Regions from separate parts of the Homo sapiens genome. Here region 2 is linked to region 1. Evidence: chromatin loops called from intact Hi-C (ENCODE). Cell type or tissue: endothelial cell of umbilical vein. All regions are shown on one strand. Links, peaks and the distances in the headings refer to the core of each region. The heading gives the core; the rest is flanking DNA.

Region 1 (11,065 bases), core at 1-8,000:
TATACAGTCTAAACCAACATTTTTTTTTTTTTTTTGCAGGGGAGGTTCAACATGTTTTGATGATATGCCTATCAATTAAAAAAAAAGTCTGCATGACTTCCAAATAGTATACATTAATAAATTATATACCTTTGCAACTATACTACCATATTATGTACATCTGTAAAACATACTCAAAATATAAATTAAAGAATGAGATAAAGATTTTTCATTTAAAAACTTTTATTTGGTACCTCCTCCACAGCAGACATTTTGTGCCTACTGGGGACAGCACTAGGAACAATGTTCCTGATCTTATGGAGCTTACATCTTAAGAGGGAGGGACCAGGGAGACAGGTAGCAAATAACTATGTCTGTTAGCAATAAAAAACTGTAAACAAAAAAACAATATATGAAGATTGGGAATAATAAAAGGCTATTTAGATAGGGTTGTTAGGGAAACTTGAATGTTAGATGATATTAGAGCAAAGTTAAACATTTATTTAAAAGATGAAAAACAATATTTTCAAACATCTTGCTAATTATGATGCTTTCACACCACCATTTACTATTATCTCAAGGCACTGTTAGGGTGAAGTTCATTTTTAAGAATAGTATATAGGAATCTATATTTCAAATAGTCTTCTTGTCTCAGGTCCAATTAGACTGTCATTGTTTCTACACTGAATGTCATGTGAATGATGAAATAATACGCCATTTCTTGGAGTAAATGGCATCAGCTTTTTCTTGTGGTTCATCATTTGATATTGGTGTTACCCTTGATTTGGTTTTCACGGCAGAATCTTTTTCAAAGTTTTGTCCATGTTTTGAGGATTTAGTTAAAACCTGATAATAGAATCTATAAATCCAGTTAATTGGGCAAACATAAACAATAATATATTATTGAGGAAGGGTGCTTGTCATTCCCTCTACCTTGTGTAACTCCCACTCTTTTTTTCAGGATCCCTTAATGTCCCGTGATATGTAACTGACATTGGGCCCAAGCATAGGGGACAATGCCAATTTATATATTAAATATCAGTAAAATTTATTTTTGTATTTTACTTAAAGTACATATAAATAAAATACCTAATATTTTCTTCCCATACCCCAAAATAGCATCTTCAAGATGGACCCTAGGATATTAAAAAACCTCACTGTTCTAAGTCTTCAGAAAAATGGGTTTGGGAAAAGCTTAGATGAAAGCTGATAAACTCGTGACACGGAACTCCTAAAAGAGAAGAGTTTGGATAGGCTTGTAAAAATGAGACTGTACGGATCTTTTTTTTTTTTTTTTTTTTTTTTTTGAGACAGTCTTCCTCTGTACCCAGGATGGAGTGTAGTGGCACGATCTTGGCTCACTGAAGCCTGTGCTTCCCAGGTTCAAGTGATTCTTGTGTTTCAGCTTCCCAGGTAGCTGGGACTATAGGCGTGCGCCACCATGCCCAGCTAATTTTTGTATTTTTAGTAGAGACGGGGTTTCACCATGTTGGCCAGGCTGGTCTTGAACTCCTGGCCTCAAGTGATCTGCCCACCTCTGCCTCCCAAAGTGCTGGCATTACAGGCATGAGCCACCACACCCAGAAAATCAGTTCTTTAAAAGGCTACATTTACAATATACTAATAAGACAGTTCCTTTGATTAAACACATATTTACATATGTATATTTTGCTCAGTGAAAAACCAAAATGTTAATTGTGGTGACTTTAGCAGTGATGTTACTTTTTGCTTCTTTATATTTTCTAATTTTCTACAATAATTATGCATTATTTGCATAATAAAGGTTTAAACAGTGTTAAATAAAAGTACACATACAAAGTTGGCAGGTGATAAAACCAACTAAAGAATATAATAAATCTTTAAGAACAACATAAGGATAAATCCAGAAGCTTTCATAAGCCAAGAAAAGCTTATAAAAAGTGTCAGAAACACTCAAAGTGATATTTAAAGCTATATTCAAGGCAAGAATGCAGAGATCTATTCTTGTAATGGAAAGAAAGTAGAGATAAGGTAAGAAACTAGAGAGCATCTAGTTGTGCATTCTGTGTTCATATCTCTTTCTCCAGCTCATTTCACATGGCCTAAAGAAAGGAAAAGTTGTGAATAAAATTAGAGAAAACATAAAAACAATCTTCAGGACACCTGAGATGTGCATGTGTCTTGACTTTCAAAAAAGAAAGAGAAGGCAAATTGCAAGAAATTTATGTTTTAAAATAAGGAAGTTGGTAGGTCATGACCATACCAAAAATATAATAGTCAAGCTTGCCTCTACTTATAACGATTCAGTTGTAATTAACTGCATATTGACATTTTGAAATACGTCAAATAAATATGTGTACAAGTATACATACAATCATCATAGATTCAATAGCTACAAATACAGATGACACAGGTTGAGCATCACTAATCCAAAAATCCAAAATTCTCCAAATCTGAAACTTTTTGAGCACTGACATCATGGGCAAAGGAAATGCTTATTAGAGCATTTTGGATTTTAGATTAGGGATGCTCATGTGTAAATATAATGAGAATATTCTAAAATCTGAAAAAATTAAAAATTCCACAACTTTTGGTCCCAAGCTTTTCGGATACTCAACCTGTATAAATGATGACCAAATACTATAAGCAGAGTTGCTGACATGAGTTTCTGCAATGATGAACTCTTAGTAAACTTCTGAACAGAAGAAAGTACGATCTTTTTTCTACTTCCTTATATGGTAGCTGCATTACTGGAATCAGTGTATACTAAAATCATGCCCCAGACAATGTGTTTATAAGTAAATCAGAGTTAAGTTATTTCTAGGCTTAGAGAAACATAAACAGGTTTCACTGCTACACGAAAATCGAAGGGGAGATCTAAAAGTCATTCAGGTTGCGGGATAAATCTTCATCATGTATGACTGGCCTGCATATAGCAGCAGGACGTTTAACATTCCTGGCCCTTGCCTTTCATACCATTGTAAAGTAGGATTATACCCCTCTATCTTTGTGCTAAATAAAAAAAAATTGCCCCACAAGTTTCCGAAATTGCCTCTAGATGGCAATAGTATCCTTGTAAATTACTGATCTCTTAGCATAGGATACACCATGGTACCTTCATAAAGCTTTATATATAATAGAAAACATCTTCAAGTTCTACTTATGATCCTCTCATCTTGGAACTTAAAGCAAGGACCAGGATACATCTGAGAATGATATCAACTTACAAGGGCCATATTGAATACGTTTAGGTTTAAATATTGTGAAAAACATTTAAAATATGAAATAAATTAGCACTAGTCAGCCCTATCTGACCAGAATACTTCATTTTACCTGACAAAATATTTGAAGCAGAAAAGCTAATAATAGAGAGGCCCCTACTTCTCTTCAGAAGTCTTAGAATATAAACGAAGAAGAGACAGGTTCCTTGCTTTTCCTGAAAAAATCTTGGGGGAAATGAGAAGCTTGCTTTAATTAAATGAATGAGTGGAGAGAGGCAAACTATGAAAGACCTGAGCTTAGCTCCCAGATGATGCATTAAGTTTCTACCCCTGACCCCATATACTCCACGCCACAGGTCTGGAAGAGTTGTAACCACATCCCTAGCATTCCTAGGGTACAAGGTGCTTTTTTAAATGGGACAGTATCTGGCCCTAGAACAGGACTAAAAGAAAGGTCTGCACTGGAGTTGAAGCCACTTCATTTCTTGAGAATACACAATAAATGTCTATTTCTTTTTAAAAGATCATACAGATTTTTCTATTGAATCCAACTATATGGGTGGATTATATAAAATATCTGATAGACTTATCCCTTTAGCTAACTTGGGAGCCATTTTGCAGCAATGGTTCACAAAGCACTTTCGTTATTTCTTTAAATCATTCCAATATTAATAGAAAAAATCAATGATGAACAAAAATGAAATTTTAAATAAGGACAGTGCTTGATGCAAAAAGAAAAACTGGTAATACTGATCCCATCTTTATTTTAAACTTGTATATATTGTGTTTGTTATGAATTCTTTTGCATGACTTGATTTTTAAAAGATTGCATTAAAATAGTTTAAAGTTTTTTTTTTTTCCTGTTTTTAGGAGTGGAGGTTTAATAGAAAAAATAAAGAGAAAGGAGAACAGCTCTCTCTCTAGTTGAAAGAGAGGGGCTTCGGAAACGGAAGGACCCTAAAGTTTTGTTTGTTTTTTTGAGACAGGGTCTCACTCCTTCATCCAGGCTGGAGTGCGGTGGCGCGATCTGGGCTCCCTGAAATCCCCGCATCAGGGTCCCGCAAGTAGCTGGGACTGCAGGCGTGCGCCACCACGCCCGGCTAATTTTTGTATATTTAGCATAGACTGGGTTTCGCCATGTTAGTCAGGCTTGTCTAGAACTCCTGAGCTCGAGCTCAAGTGATCCGCCCGCCTCGGCCTTCCAAAGTGCTAGGATTATAGGCGTGAGCCACCGCGCCTGGCCTTAAAATACTTTTTATCTTGATGACTGAGGGTTGGGTTTTTTTTTTTTAGGGCCCCCTTGAATTTTGGGCAGAACGAAGTACCCCCTTGGTCTTCAGTAGAATAAGCAGAACCTCTTTTCACTAATAGGTTTCAGAGTACTGGTAAGCCCTAGTGCTCCCATATTTGTACTTCTCTTAGACATACTATTTCAACAAATATACATATAGATTTTGACTCAAGGTCTCCTCTGTCGCCCATGCTGGAGCATAGTGGGGTGATTATACCAACAAATATTTAAGCAACTTAGAGCACTAGTTATAGCAGAGTGCCTAATGGCATCTCCCTCAATCCTGGGAGGTCAACCACTCTCCTTCTGGACCTGGCACAGGTGCACCAAGGTGTAAATCGCACTGCAGATTTAGAGAAAGAGAAGGCAGTGGTCTCCCCGGTACCAGGACTTGGTCAGGACCAACGCGGCCCTGGAAAAGCAGAGCCTGTTAGGTTCAGAAACTAAATTCTGGAAGGGTAAGAAGCAAATTCATCACCGACAGCTGTAGCTGTGGTTGTGGGGCCCACAATCATGCCCCTCCCAGCCACCCTCTTCTCTGGGAAGCTGACGAGGGCGCCGGGAGAGGCTGTCGGGGCGGCCTGCCTTGACGCACCCTGCTCGCGAGGAATCCGCACCAGGCAGTCCACCATGCCTTTGTACCGCGCCTCGGGGCTGATCTGCTTCGACGACGCCTGCACCTGCAGCAGCAGCTTCACCCGCTCGATGGGCGCCACCGCTGTCTTGGACACAGCTGCCGCGACTCCGCCGGCCAGAAGGTCCTTCCCGAAGGATGAGGCGTCAAACAGCCGCTTTTCTGCCTTCTTTTTCGCAGGCTCACGATGCATGATGGAGAAGGATATAAAAACCGGCAGCAGTGGCTAAAAATGAGTACGGGAGCTACGATGAAGGGAAGCGGAAAACCGGAAAACCGCTGCAGCATCGTACTGGCGAGAAAGTGGCTCTTGGGACGCTGAGAGAGCCGCGCGCCGGCGAGGCGCGTGCGGAAAAGCTGCGCAGGCGCTCCAACGGCCTCCAGCCACGTGACGCCTGACACGTGACACCTGACACGTGACTCCTGACACGTGGCTCCTGGATGCGCGGTGACGCCTGCGCACTTCTACGAGCGGAGCCTGGGCTTTCTGATGAGGGAGGGGTCCGGAGGCGGTGAGCATTGAGCAGGAAAGGCGAGGGGAGGGGCCGAGGAGAGCCAGTTCTGTGTGAAGAAATTTAGTAGCTGAGACTAGGCCAGAGCAGTAAACCAGCGGTGTGAGATTAACAGAATTTAGTTTTAGTTCCTAGTGTTACCCCCTTCACTTTCTTAATCGCTTTAATCCGTTACGTTTTTTTTGACCAGAGATGGTTCCTTTGACCTTTCTTGGCATCTTAAAAAAGACAGTCTTACCTGTTGTGTGATTCAAGTGATGTTCCCCTTAAATTTCACCCTATGTGCCTGTTAATGCTTCAAATTCCCTTGGAAATTGCTTTAATCTGTTCCTTTAATTAAGCAGGGATCCTTTGTCTAGTCACTTTCTGTGTCGTTTTGATGATTGTGCCCCCATAGCATAATACATGTTCCTCTTTTTCATATTGTATTTAAATTGATAATATCCAGAGCAGTGGTTCTCAATCCAGACTGCACATTCAAGGGGATGAGGGGTGTTTTGTTTTGTTTTTCAAATTGATGCTTGGGATTAGGCCCTGCACATTAAATCAGAACGTCTAGAAGTGAGGCCTGGCATCAGTATTTAAATTCTCCAGGTAATTCTAGTGTTTGAAGTAATTCTAATTCTAGGGTTGAGGGCCAATGACCTATCTAGAAGAGTAGTTCACAAACTTTTCGATTGCAGGACCCCTCTTTTTCACTCTGAAAAATTATTGAAGGCCAGGTACCAGTAATCCCAAAACTTTGGGCCAAGTCCAGCCTGGGCAACATAGTGAGACCCCTCCTTTACAAAAAAAAAAATAGCTGGGCGTGGCTGCACAAGCCTGTAGTCCTAAGTATAGCTACTTAGGAGGCTAAGACAGGAGAAATGCTTGAGCCCTGGAGTTGTAGGCTGCAGTGAGTTATTATCTCACCACTGTGCTCCAGCCTGGGCAACAGAGCAGGACCCTGTCTCTTAAAAAAAATTATTGAAGACACAATGAAGCTTCCGTTTTTATTATGTATATTGGCATTTACCACTCAGAAATTAAAACACGATTTAAAAATATTTAATTCATTTAAAATAAAAATAATCCATTACAGGATAGCATAAGTACGACTTTTAAATAAAAAATGTAGTAGAAAAATAGTATTGTTTTATATTTTTGAATCTCTAATGTCTGATTTAATAAAAGACAGCTAGATTCACATTACTGCTTTTGCATTCAGTCTGTTGTGATATCATACATGTAGCCACTGGAAAACTCCACTGTTTATTCAGGACAGAATGAAAGTGAAAAAGGCAAATAATAGTATCATTTAAGAAAATACCTTTGACTTCATGGTGTTCCTGTCTCCGTGACACAGAGGGGTTTTCTAAACTGCACTTTGAGAACTCATTTAGAGGAGGTTGGCAGATTCAGGTTTGACTTCTTTCGGCAAAAATACTCAGTAGAGGTACGTCTAGCCTGTACATAACATTTGTCTTTTTCTTTCACCTCACTTTTTTCACTTAATATATCGTGGAGATCCTTCTATAGTAGCATTTAATATATCCCTTTTTACAGCTCGTTTGGTGTTTTGAAATAAATGGAGATCCCATCTTATCACCTCTTACTCTGTAGGACCTGCAGAGCCTTACAACACATCTATAAAATGTGAAATGAGTTTTTAGCTTTTTTTGAATGTTAGGTTCTAATTTTTCCTTTGTCTTATGTGTTATAACCCTTCTACTAGTACTTGTCACTAGTAAAAAACCATTTAGGTCAGAAGGATTCCAGACCAGGAATGTTGTCAATATTTTGATTACCTCACATAAAATCAGTTGGCAAGTCCTACTGATATCATATGTTTGGTGCTACTTCCTTTCCATGGTGGCTTATTCAACCTTTTTTTTTGAGACAGAGTCTCGCTCTGTTGCCCAGGCTGGAATGCAGTGGTGCAATATTGGCTCACTGAAACCCGGGTTTCAAGCAATTCTCCTGCCTCCGCCTCCCAAATGGCTGGGATTACAGGCATCCACCACAACACCCAGCTAAGTTTTGTATTTTTAGTGGAGACAGGGTTTCACCATGTTGGCCAGGCTGGTCTCAAACTCCTGACCTCAAGTGATCCACCCGCCTTGGCCTCCCAAAGTGCTGGGATTACAGGCATGAGCCACCACGCCCGACCGGCTTATTCAACTCTTAACTGGGTTTTCCAACTCGAATCTCTGTTTCTCTCTTTCACATGCAGCAGCCAGATTAATGTGTCTAAAGCATTAATTAATTAATTCTTAAGCTTAAACAAAATTGAAAGTCTTTCCATTGCATTGACTTCAAAATCCTTTGTCAAATTCATTGTAAATTCAATAAACAATTGGCTTTTTATTAGCAAACATCTGAAAAATGAAAGGTTTCGTTCTCCTTCAAGGGAATTTGAAGCATTAGCAGGCACATACGGAGAAATTTAAGGGGGAAATTACTTGAATCACTACAGGTAAGAGTGTCTTTTTAAGATCCAAGAAAGGTAAGGGAACCATCTCTGAGGACAGAAAGGAAGTGTTCTGCTGCTCCCCAGGGCAACTTTCTCTTTCTACCCTCCTCTAACATTTGATTTGATAGCTGACAATGTTTACATCATATTCCTTTATGATATCAAGCTTATTTCTGACATGTATTCATTGATAGAAGACAGACAAAAGTGAAAGTGTCAACTTAAAAATGTAGCTTTGTTAACCTTTTAAAAAACTTTTTGTTGAGACAGGGTCTCACTCTGCACCCAGACTGGAATGCAGTGGCAAGATCATGGCACACTGAAGCCTTGAACTCCTGGGCTCATGTAATTCTCCCACCTCAGCCTCCCAAGTAGCTAGGACTACAGGCAAAGACCACCATATCCAGCTAATTTTAAAAATTTTTTGTGGAGATGGGGTCTCCATATCAAGACAAGCCCAAGCTTGTCTTGAACTCATGGACTCAAGCAGTTCTTCCGCCTCAGCCTTTCAAAGTGCTGGGATTACAGTAGTGAGTCACCGCGCCCAGTAGCTTTTTAACCTTATTAAAAGCACTAAATCAACTCTTCAATAGGTCGGAGCTGAAACTGAGTAATTTACTGCATTGATTTTACTTACTGATTAGGGAAGGAAAAAAATTCTAGTGATTTATGTTAACATTAAAAGTAGAGTTTCTGGATCTTTGTTCTGTTCACTTTGCTCTCCGGAGAAATCAGCATGATTAGTTTCCTCACTTCAGGTCTGCAGTCAGCTCAGCATCCCTTTCCTTGGTCACCCTGTCTGCCACATCTTACATCCCCTTCTCTTGCTTTACGATTTTTTCTCTCAGCATTTACATATTTTACTTATTTATCTTGTCTGTGGTATGCCTCTCCCATTGGAACATAAACTCCATGAGGGCAGGAATTTTTAGCTGTTTTATTCATTGCTATAGCCTCTGCCTCCACATCAGCGCTTGGCACAGGGTAGAAATGCAATAAATACATGTTGGATGAATGCATGAAAAAGGCAATACAACTGCAAACAAACCTCCAAACCAGTTTTATTTAAAACTATCAATATAGTATAAAAGTAGCTTTAATTACATAGAATATAGAAACACAACTGCAAAATTAAATTATTTCATACAGTTTTGGTGCATAAAGTTTCAATAACATTTAACAATTTAAAAATATCCAAAGTATAAATTCTTGTTCTGAAAACTGTTTATTGATAAATGATTTTTCTCAGCTTTTCCCCTACATTTTGTACAGTAGCAGGTATGATTTAGCTGACTACTTGGTTTTTCAACCAATGGATATTTAATAATGATAATAATAAATGGTAGCAGTAGTAGCTAACACTTTTATAGCATGTAATATGTGCCAGGCACTGTTTAGAGAGAATTAACACATACAATTATGTCCAAAGCAGAAAAACCTAGTAAATTGGTTTCACAGCTTTGCCCATTTGTATTAGAAATATAAAAAAGCAGGTATTACAAAATGCTATCTTGCCATTATACAGCATCATCAATAGTCCCTTGGCACAAATAAGAAACATTCCCTTACTAGGTACACTTCTTTGGCAAGACACAAACAAGAGCTAAAGAAAGGGGAGAGGGAGAGAAAGTAAGAGTCTAAAATGTAATTTTGGGGGGGCTAAACATATGATAATGAGACAGTATTTGATATTTTAAAAAATGCTAGCTATATATAGTTTTTCACATTAATAGTTGTTGGTGGAAGGGAACATTTGCATACTAATAAAATCCAATTTAACAACGTTTCTATGTCTTCTAAAGCATATTTCTAGGATATCTGCACTGTCATCCTGTCCCCCTTTATTTAATAAAGTAACAGGCACTTTATTGTCTGATAATCAGTTTGATGTTTCAGATGTGATTCTGAACATATTTGGAAAAATAGGCAGCTAAGTTTGCCTTCAGAGCTTAGTTCAATATCCATTTAGAAATGAAAAAATAAGATGTGTGATTTTATTTCTTAAAAATGCAGTGCCTCTTTAACATGGAAATTACAGTGCACATCTACGATACAGCAAATAATTTTCCTTTTATTAAGATCAGTAGTCTGCTCTGCCTTTTTATTTCCATTATTGAGCGATGGTCTCATGTTTCTCTGACACCAGGAAAGCAGTTCAACACATCAAAATTTCATTAAATGAAACAAAAAGTCCCCTATGATAAAACCCTACCTTAGTTCAGTTTGTATGAAAACCTGAGGTGATCAACAGCTACGTTTATTCATAATTATCAGTATTAGAAGTAGTTCATGGTATTTTCAGGGACATATCCAGAAATTTAAGACATTTAATAAATTGTTTTAACCAAAGTGTCTTAATACATATATATGTAAATAAGCAGTCCTAAGACAGCAGTTGTGAGTCAAATGGTAGCATATGACAATATTGTGATCTTAAGGGGAAGGTATTTCAAGCTTTTTTGTTTTTTAAACAGAGCCTCGTTCTGTTGCCCAGGCTGGAGTGGCAGTGGCACGAGCTAGGCTCACTGCAGCCTCTGCTTCCTGGGTTCAAGTGATTCTCCTGCCTCAGCCTCCCAAGTAGCTGGGACTTCAGGCACCTGCCACCATGCCCGGCTAATTTTTTTTTTTTTTTTTTTTTTTTTAGTATTTTTAGTAGAGACAGGGTTTCACCATGTTGACCAGCCTGGTCTCAAACGCCTGACCTCAAGTGATCTGCCTGCCTCAGCCTTCCAAAGTGCTGGAGTTACAGGTGTGAGCAACTGTGCCTGGCCTCAAGCTATTTTCTGTAGCATTTCAAGAACCAAGGTTTTTTACCCTAATTTGAATGCCAAAATTAAGGCCCACTAGTCACTAATGGGACAAATATGTAGTGGTTTGCAACTTAAATGCTTAAGTGAAAATCTCTCAAACTGTGACACAGTGATAATAGTGTTTCTTTTAAGACCAAATGACTCAAATGGTACACCCAGTGTTTTGCAGTTAGTTTTGACTAAGCTG
Region 2 (8,000 bases), core at 1-8,000, 130 kb after region 1:
TGGACTCCTTTTTCCAGGGTGTTTGTGAAGTGAACAGCCTTGGAAGATAGAGATAATGTCTTTCTCCATAACAAAGGCCAGGTTTGTTTACTGTCCAGTGTAATCAAGATAATGTCTCTCTCTGGGGCAAATGTCAGACAGCCTTCCCATTCTACAAGATTCGGCTAAGTTCAGGGTTTTTTTCCTATAACAGAACCCATTGCGTGTGCAGACGTCACTTGGTTCTTTTCACGTTGCTCTGTGGGAATTGAGGTTGGAGAACAGGAGCAAATGCTGTACTCTGGGAACTCTATTTCCACGAATAATAAAGTCCTTTGTTGCTGACCCAGGAGTTTCTTGTGTTCTGCTGGCATTCATGAAACTGGCAGGCTAGCTTGTCAGGTTTCAAGTAGGATAAAATCTCAGACTCTGTATTCTTGACACTGGGGAATGGGTGTGTTTACTGCTACTGATGTATCATTGCTTCCATGCCTTTTCAATGGAGAAAACTAGGAATATATTTTTAAAAAATCACAAGTTGATACTAACAACTCCTATTTCAAAACAATGCCATTAAGTTCTTCCTCTCCTTCCCCTAATCCATATTTACATCTCCCTTCTCCAACAGAGAGAGCCCCAGTTCCTAAGAATATCAATATATTCACACAATTGCTCTTTCCTGCCTTTCATATAAATTGGGATTAGAATTATTATGCTAAAGTCATTATAAGTTCAGTAGTTGTTTGCAGTTTTTTTTGTCCTTACAGTATATCACACCCAAGATGCAGTCACATTACTGTACTATAAAGATACTTCAATTCTCTTTTTTTTCTGATTATGTTACCAATTTGGTATTGTTCTGACTCCAGTGTTCCTTTGAACATCTCCATCAATTTTTCAGGATTCTTTTGCTTTCCAACACAGTACAATATTTCAAATTCACCTTGAACTTTCCTTGCTCCAAATTTATAATCAACTGTTTATCAAAGAAATTCATTTTAAAAATTATTTGTGTATTTATTTAAAAGTAAGGGGTGGTATTTAGACACCAAGATCTGGGTGTTGGGAGAGAGACAGTTCTGTGCAGGTCTCTCACATTTCTGTGCACCTTGTGAGGGAGGGAGTCCCAGCTCTTTGTTCAATTTTAGACCTGCATAATACTGCATCTTGTTTATTCAACCAGGTTCCTATGCATGGGCATTTTGATCGTTCCTAATATTTTACTATTATCAGTAATGCCATATTGAATAACCTTTTGTTTTGGGTGAGGTATACCTTCAGGGTAAATTCCTAGAAGTAAAAATGCTGGAACAAAGAATAAATGCACATGCAATTTGCTAATACCCTCCTAATAGATTACATCATCTTGTAGTGCCATGTAAAAAGTTTGAGAGTGCCCTGTTCATTTCTCCTTAATGGTGTGTATGGAAAAGCTCCTGAATTTTTGCCTATCTAAAACGTGAAAAATTGTGTTAGTATTTGGCATTTCTAATTATATGTGAAATTATGCATCTTTTCATGTGGGGGGAAATCGGTGTGATTGTTATACATATGCATATGTCAAAGCTCATCAAGTTAAATATTTTAAATGTGTGCCACTTATTGTATGTCAATTATAGCTAAATAACACTTTTTTTAGTTTAAAAAATTAAGGAGTGAAAAGAGACTAAAACCCCAAAAGAAAAATGAAAAGACAGGAGCAGGCAGTTAAAAAAGAGACAGATAAATAAATACTCTTTAATGATATGCCTTAAAATTATGGCATAAATTTAAATTTTTAAAAAATTTCTTTCTGTGAAACTTAACAGGAAAATTACAGTGTATGCCGTCTCAACCCAAGATAACCAAACACTTTTCACAGATAGAAAAAAGATCATTTGAATAATATAAATATAAGTAATAAAAACAACTTGAAAGTAAATAAACAGGTCATACATAAAATGTAACATGATGAAGATTTATTATATTCTCCAAAGGAGGAAGAAATGGCTTCATAGTGGGTGGCGAAGGAGGATGTGGGGGGTTGGGGAGTCATTCTTTGAAAGGTGCATTCTTTTTTTCTGCATGATCTTCATCAATTTTTTTGACTTTAGGGAGATCACAATTATTTGCACTCAAATTACACTTAAAAATAAAGTTTATAGGCCGGGCGCGGTGGCTCACGCCTGTAATTCCAGCACTTTGGGAGGCCGAGGTGGGCGGATCACGAGGTCAGGAGATCCCAGACCATCCTGGCTAACATGGTGAAACCCCGTGCAGTTCCAGCTACTCGGGAGGCTGAGGCGGGACAATGGCGTGAACCCGCGAGGCGGAGCTTGCAGTGAGCCAAGATCGCGCCACTGCACTCCAGCCTGGGCGACGGTGCGAGACTCCGTCTCAAAATAAATAAATAAATAAATAAATAAATAAATAAATAAATAAAAAATAAAGTTTATAACAGTTAAGGCCGCCTTCAAAGAAAAATACAGGGTAGACATTACAGTGCTTTGAAACACACGGAAACAGCTAATGTGTAGCGCAAACTGCAGAGCATAGATCTGTTGGCATAGGTCCACACAGAAAAATATTTTTGGACCATCCAGACGTGGAACTCAATTCAAATTTGCTCCATTTTGAAATTTCCTGACTAGAAATGTATTGAGTAAAATGGTGACTTTTTCTAAAATTGTAATATTGAAATATCAGTTTTTACAGTAAATCTACTTAGCATGTTTTTTTGGGAAAGGTAATTATAACAAGAAAAAAAAAAACCCAGATAATGTGAAAGTCAGTATAACTTTTCAAGAGGTATGATGGTAAAAATGTCATTGAAATCAACAATCATTATATAAACTGAGCTTGTATTTCAATGCTACTATTCTAATGGATAAGAAAAGCTGAAATTATCATGTCTAAGTAAGTAGTTTACTTTGGTAGAGGTACTGATGATTCATCAAATATACTGCTCTTGTAGACACTAAACACTTCTAAATCTGGTTATCACATGCTTTCTTTCATGTTTTAACTCAGAACCTTGATTTATGCTTTCCATTGTTTTTGGATAAAATCCAAATTTCCTGATTCTGTTGAAAGAGCCTCCACAATTTGGTTCTCACAAATCTCTTCAGGTCTTCTATTTTCACCCTTCCTCTAGAGCTCTGTGTTTTAGCTATGTTGAAATGGTTTTACCTTCTAGAATTTGACCTACTTTATCTCACCCAAAGGCCTTTTAAAACCTGTTTGCTCACATTAAACACCCTACCTTTTATCCTGATTTGATGGTTACACAATATATACATGTATCTAAATATCGTGTGGTACCCTATTAACTATGTAAAATTATTATATGTCAATAAAAATAAAATAAGCATAAAAACCCCAACCCTGCCTTTTGTTCTTTGCCTCATTCTCTCCTACTGAGGAGTCTCAGCTTAAATTTCAATTCTTTGGAAGGTCTTCCGTGTCCCCAGATTAGGTTAGCCCTTAGGTTCCCTTGCTGGGTGCTTCCAGAGTACTGTGTATTTCCTTAATTACAATAGCTTTTATTATAATGCTTGCTTCATTGAATGCCTTCTGAACTTTCAAGGGCAGGTACTATGAATGTCTTATTTATTCCTGTCTCTTCAGCATATAGCAAGATCTCTGTAAGTATTTCTTGGATGGATGAATAAATAAAAATGTATACGAACTATGCCATTAAATATACACTTTTAATATACTGTTGTCAACTCTGTCAGTTAAAAATTGGGGGCTTTTAACCCTATCATTAACATTTTTATTACAAAAATATATTTATATTTATCTGTTTCTATTTCCCTGCAATGAGAAGGACAGAATTCTGAAGCATAGACACAGAATAAATAATGCCTCCTTGCTGTTACAATTTACTTGGAAAAAGCATGTCTACTTTATAAACATTGTTATTTTTATCCTATACTTTCTGATTGGCACAGGACAGATATTAAAAATATTATACTTTATAACCTGAAACGTGTTTTTTAAACTTAATTTTTTTTTGCTTTTTAAATATATATATTTTCAGAAACTCATTGCTTGCTAACTGAAACCTGTTTTAAAGCAATACATTTTCTATAGAGAAGGTATTTTGGATAAAAAGAATGATGACGTAGCAAGTTAGAGATTCGGGAGAGCATTTTAAGTAGTTCAATTTGTTTAAGTATTGAATATGAAATTTAAATCACATTTTACTCTTTCCTTTAAAAGTATACAAATGTTTAAAACAATATTATTAAAAACTTTATTTTAGATATTTAACAATATTGGAATTGGTTGCTTTATATTAACATTGCAGTTTTAGCTAGTCCATGGTATTTGGAAAAAAATCAGGTTTACAATGGTGATAAATATAATGCAAAAGTCTTAAAATGATTTAAAATGATGACTTAAGAGTTGTGAAATAATCAGCCTAAGCCTGTATTAAATTAAGAAGTTTCCTCTTTTAGTTTTGAAAAGCAAAAGGGCTCCACCTGGTGTTGAATGAAACTATAGACTTTTTAAAATGATTTGATGATTTTACATTTTCTAAAAATTGAAATTCAAAATGCTTTTCTCGATTTTCTGTTTATAGTAATGCTATTGATATTGTTCCAAAATTACAGGGACTTAGTTCTTTTATGAAGTAATTAATGTATGTCTGATAAAAAATGTTTCCTTTAACATTTTAAAAGATTTTAGAGAAACTTCTCTCATGCACCTTCCCTTCATCCTATCTTTGGCAGGCATGAAAATGCACCTCACAGACAGAGCACCCAGCTGCTGTGCTTTGAAGTCAGCCACACCTCCCATTCATTGCTGTTACCAATGGACTGACTGAATGCTGTGGCGATACTGAGGCCGTCTTAGTCCCGGAAGACAGGTGGGGCTCCTTTGTCCACCGCTTAGGCTGGAGTACTTCCCCATGGCTTTGACAAACAATCCTTAGACTGCAGAGTAGTGTAGGATTCTTCCATTCAACCTTCTCTCCCTCATCCTGGGGTCAGACTTGGATGCAGTCCGACAGCTGTCCCAGCCTTTCCTAGCTCCTTCTTTATTTCTTTTTACACAGGCATTTCCCACTATTAAAATCCTGACATATTTAATCCTGTCTTTGTATCTGTTTCTCTGAGGTCCTGGGCTAACACAATTTCCCTTCTGGAACTTTTATGAAAAATGAGCAAGTGGAGACATTGATCTTATTTTCTAATATCTGGGTGATCTACTATTTGGTTCTTATGCATTAAATTAGATTTTGAAATCTTAAACTCAGGTCCGGGTCTCTTTGAGCTTTGCTAATTAGTGCATGGTGTGGAAAAGCTCATGTGTCCTAGGGAACCACTTGACACTTTGATGCTCCATGGCATCAAAGCATGAAGAATGAAATAAAATGGTATAATTATTTTGTATTTTAACTATAAGATCTCAAAGGATGTTATAGTTAAAATTCAAAGTAATTATACTATTTACATGATATAACTATATACCATATAAGGTATAAAGGCTCTCTGTGATCCTTTAATTCTCCAGGATCTCAGAGAAACAGATGCAAAGACAGGATTAATAAATATAAATAAATTTATATAATAAAAATATTAAAGATAGGGTCAAAAGCCTCCAATTTTTAACTGATAGAGTTGACCAAAGTATATTAAAATAATATACTTAATTACTTAATTTAGTCAGCATGTTATTGTTTGCACTAGTCACAAGGGCTTTTGGACAAGAGTGATGATAAATCAATGCAAATCCAACATCGCTTCTAGAAAAATGCCTTCTCATGCCTGTAATTCCAGCACTTTGGGAAGCTGAGGTGGGTGGATAACCTGAGGTCGGGAGTTCGAGACCAGCCTGACCAACATGGAGAAACCTCATCTCTACTAAAATACAAAATTAGCCAGGTGTGGTGGTGCATGCCTGTAATCCCAGCTACTCGGGAGGCTGAGGCAGGAGAATCACTTGAACCTGGGAGGCGGAGGTTGTGGTGAGCCGAGATCGTGCCATTGCACTCCAGCCTGGGCAACAAGAGCAAAACTCCATCTCAAAAAAAAAAAAAATTTTTTTTTTACTGATGAAGAGAAGGACTTTAATGTCATTTTAACCCACACAACAAATCATATTTAGTGTTATTTTTCAATATTAAGTGCTGGTGATGATGCAAATGCATATTCAGATTTGTTGGCTCTCATTGAAATGGGATATACATTATTGGAGTATCCTAGAGAATAATCAACTATGTGAAGTGAAAGACACTTCAGTTCCTGATAGAAAGGCAATAAGCACCAGTAACTTGCGATTTCTGGAAACTGCCCAGGGATCTTGTGTCATTCCATGTGCTTGGTTTGCTTCTATCTCACTGATATTTACACTAAGAGGTTAATGCAACTCTAGGAAAATAAAACCTCAGATTACTTTGTAGTATAAGAGAATGGAAAGAAACCATAGCCTGGGAGGTAGAATATCTGCATCTGAGTCTTGGCTTCACTTACCTTGGGTAAGCCACTTACCTTCGTTAAACTTCCCTTTCCTTATCTGTAAGATGGGGCTATAACTCTCTGACTCCCATTCACATGGTCATAAGGCTTAAATGAAATAACCCACTTGAGAACACTCAGTAAACTAAAGCACATTGCATTTTTAAGGTTTATATAATCATAGTTTAATTGTATTTCTAATAAAATTATCTGCTAAAAATATAAGTAGGTATTCTGATCTTTCATAGGAATTTTGACATTTATAGTACATGTAAAGATATTTAAGTAAAAATTTTCTGAAACAACTATTTAAATAAACAAATATGTTTTAAAATAGATCTTATTTTGCTTTGCTTCTTTCATGTAAAATACATAGATTATTTACTAATAAAGACAAATATTATAACTTAGCTACCTTTTGGTAGGTTAAAAATGGAAACAAAACTAAGTGTAAATTTGAATTGCATGAAAGATCTGGAGAGACAGAGAGGTTAATTCTCTCCCTTCAATTTTTGAGGCAGTGGTGGAGGAAACACATTTTTATAGAACCTGACAATTAAAGCACAGAATGAAAGAAGACATCTTTGTTTATCTGTAGACCTGAGCAATGAATAATATTTTTGTTTTAATTTTTTTATTGTGCTCTTTTATAGGTTTTCATGAAAGTAAATTAATAATGTAACATCTCCACAAATCCTGTTTTAAAACTGTAGCTGATAATGTTCTTACATGATAAAATATTGTCCATAAATTATTCATTTGTAGTTAAAATACAAAATAATTATTCCACTTAATTTTGTTCTTCATGCTTTATGCAACCACTTAACTGTGATAAGTATAACACTGTTATTATGAAGTAGTTTAATTAGGCATCCTTATTCTGGTTAACTTAAGCAAAAAGAGGAAAAAATGAGCTACTGATATTTCACACAGACTCCAAGGAAAAGCTGAACATCTAGGCCTTGGGAAGTGCAGGAACAGGAGGCTCTGAGGTCTAGGGAGAAACTTTTCATCCCCTCTTTGCTCTGCCTAAGATACTCCTTAAGTTAAAGTCTGGGTAAGGTTGCACTCTGAGCCCATTCCTTGGTCCTGAAGAAAGTAAAATACCTTCCGTGAAATGCCAGTTTTGTGCAATACAAGAGGGGTGGTCCCCAAAAGAAAGTGAAGGGATGCTGGGCAAGAAAATAACAGATACTCACTACTTGATGTAGTCAACTCAAATATTTTCCAATGACTTTTTTCATTTGTGACAGTTATAATCACTTTCCTTAGTTTCTAAGATGACATGCACTATCTGTTAAGTCATGACAAGCTCAGATATTCACCAACATGGTTTTTGATGTTCGTTTCTTCTCTCTAAGCAAATGCTACACTAGATAGACCAGGCACTGGTGCTTATCACTGAGGTATTGGTATTTTTTTATTCTTGGGATTGTATATTCTTGAAATGATTGCTGCCGTGTAAAGTTAAGTCAAGGCACACTGGAAAATTGCAGGCTTGGCGAGTGTCCAGGTAAATGGTATTCTTTACTGCTTCCCTATGGCCATTATTAACAGGATGACTTGAGCAGAGGC

The links. Peaks named below come from ENCODE experiments on the same cell type or tissue, not always from the same donor. Only the 100,000 strongest peaks of a DNase experiment are listed, where the experiment ranks them.
Region 2: it touches region 1 in a loop (17-fold over the local background); 96 of 110 quality-filtered maps call a loop at or near these places.

The regions. Positions count from the first base shown.
Region 1 is chr4:127,724,778-127,735,842 of GRCh38, reverse strand. It overlaps SLC25A31 (solute carrier family 25 member 31), which reads right to left and starts at 5,443. Exons shown (of 6, transcript NM_031291.4): 1 at 5,066-5,443. The coding sequence starts at 5,297. It overlaps INTU (inturned planar cell polarity protein), which reads right to left. Exons shown (of 16, transcript NM_015693.4): 16 at 9,106-11,065. RefSeq lists a silencer at 5,566-5,723. In endothelial cell of umbilical vein, for the core only: a CTCF peak has its summit at 3,014 (motif pointing right); a DNase peak (open chromatin) is centred at 3,022.
Region 2 is chr4:127,601,944-127,609,943 of GRCh38, reverse strand. It overlaps LOC105377412 (a long non-coding RNA gene), which reads left to right. Exons shown (of 3, transcript XR_939185.3): 3 at 4,698-5,057. Among named protein-coding and RNA genes, the nearest start is that of INTU, 27 kb to the left of the region's middle. RefSeq lists an enhancer at 4,450-5,273. In endothelial cell of umbilical vein, for the core only: CTCF peaks have their summits at 4,251 and 4,459 (motif pointing left); no DNase peak of the experiment used is centred there; H3K27me3 peaks cover 1,018 bases.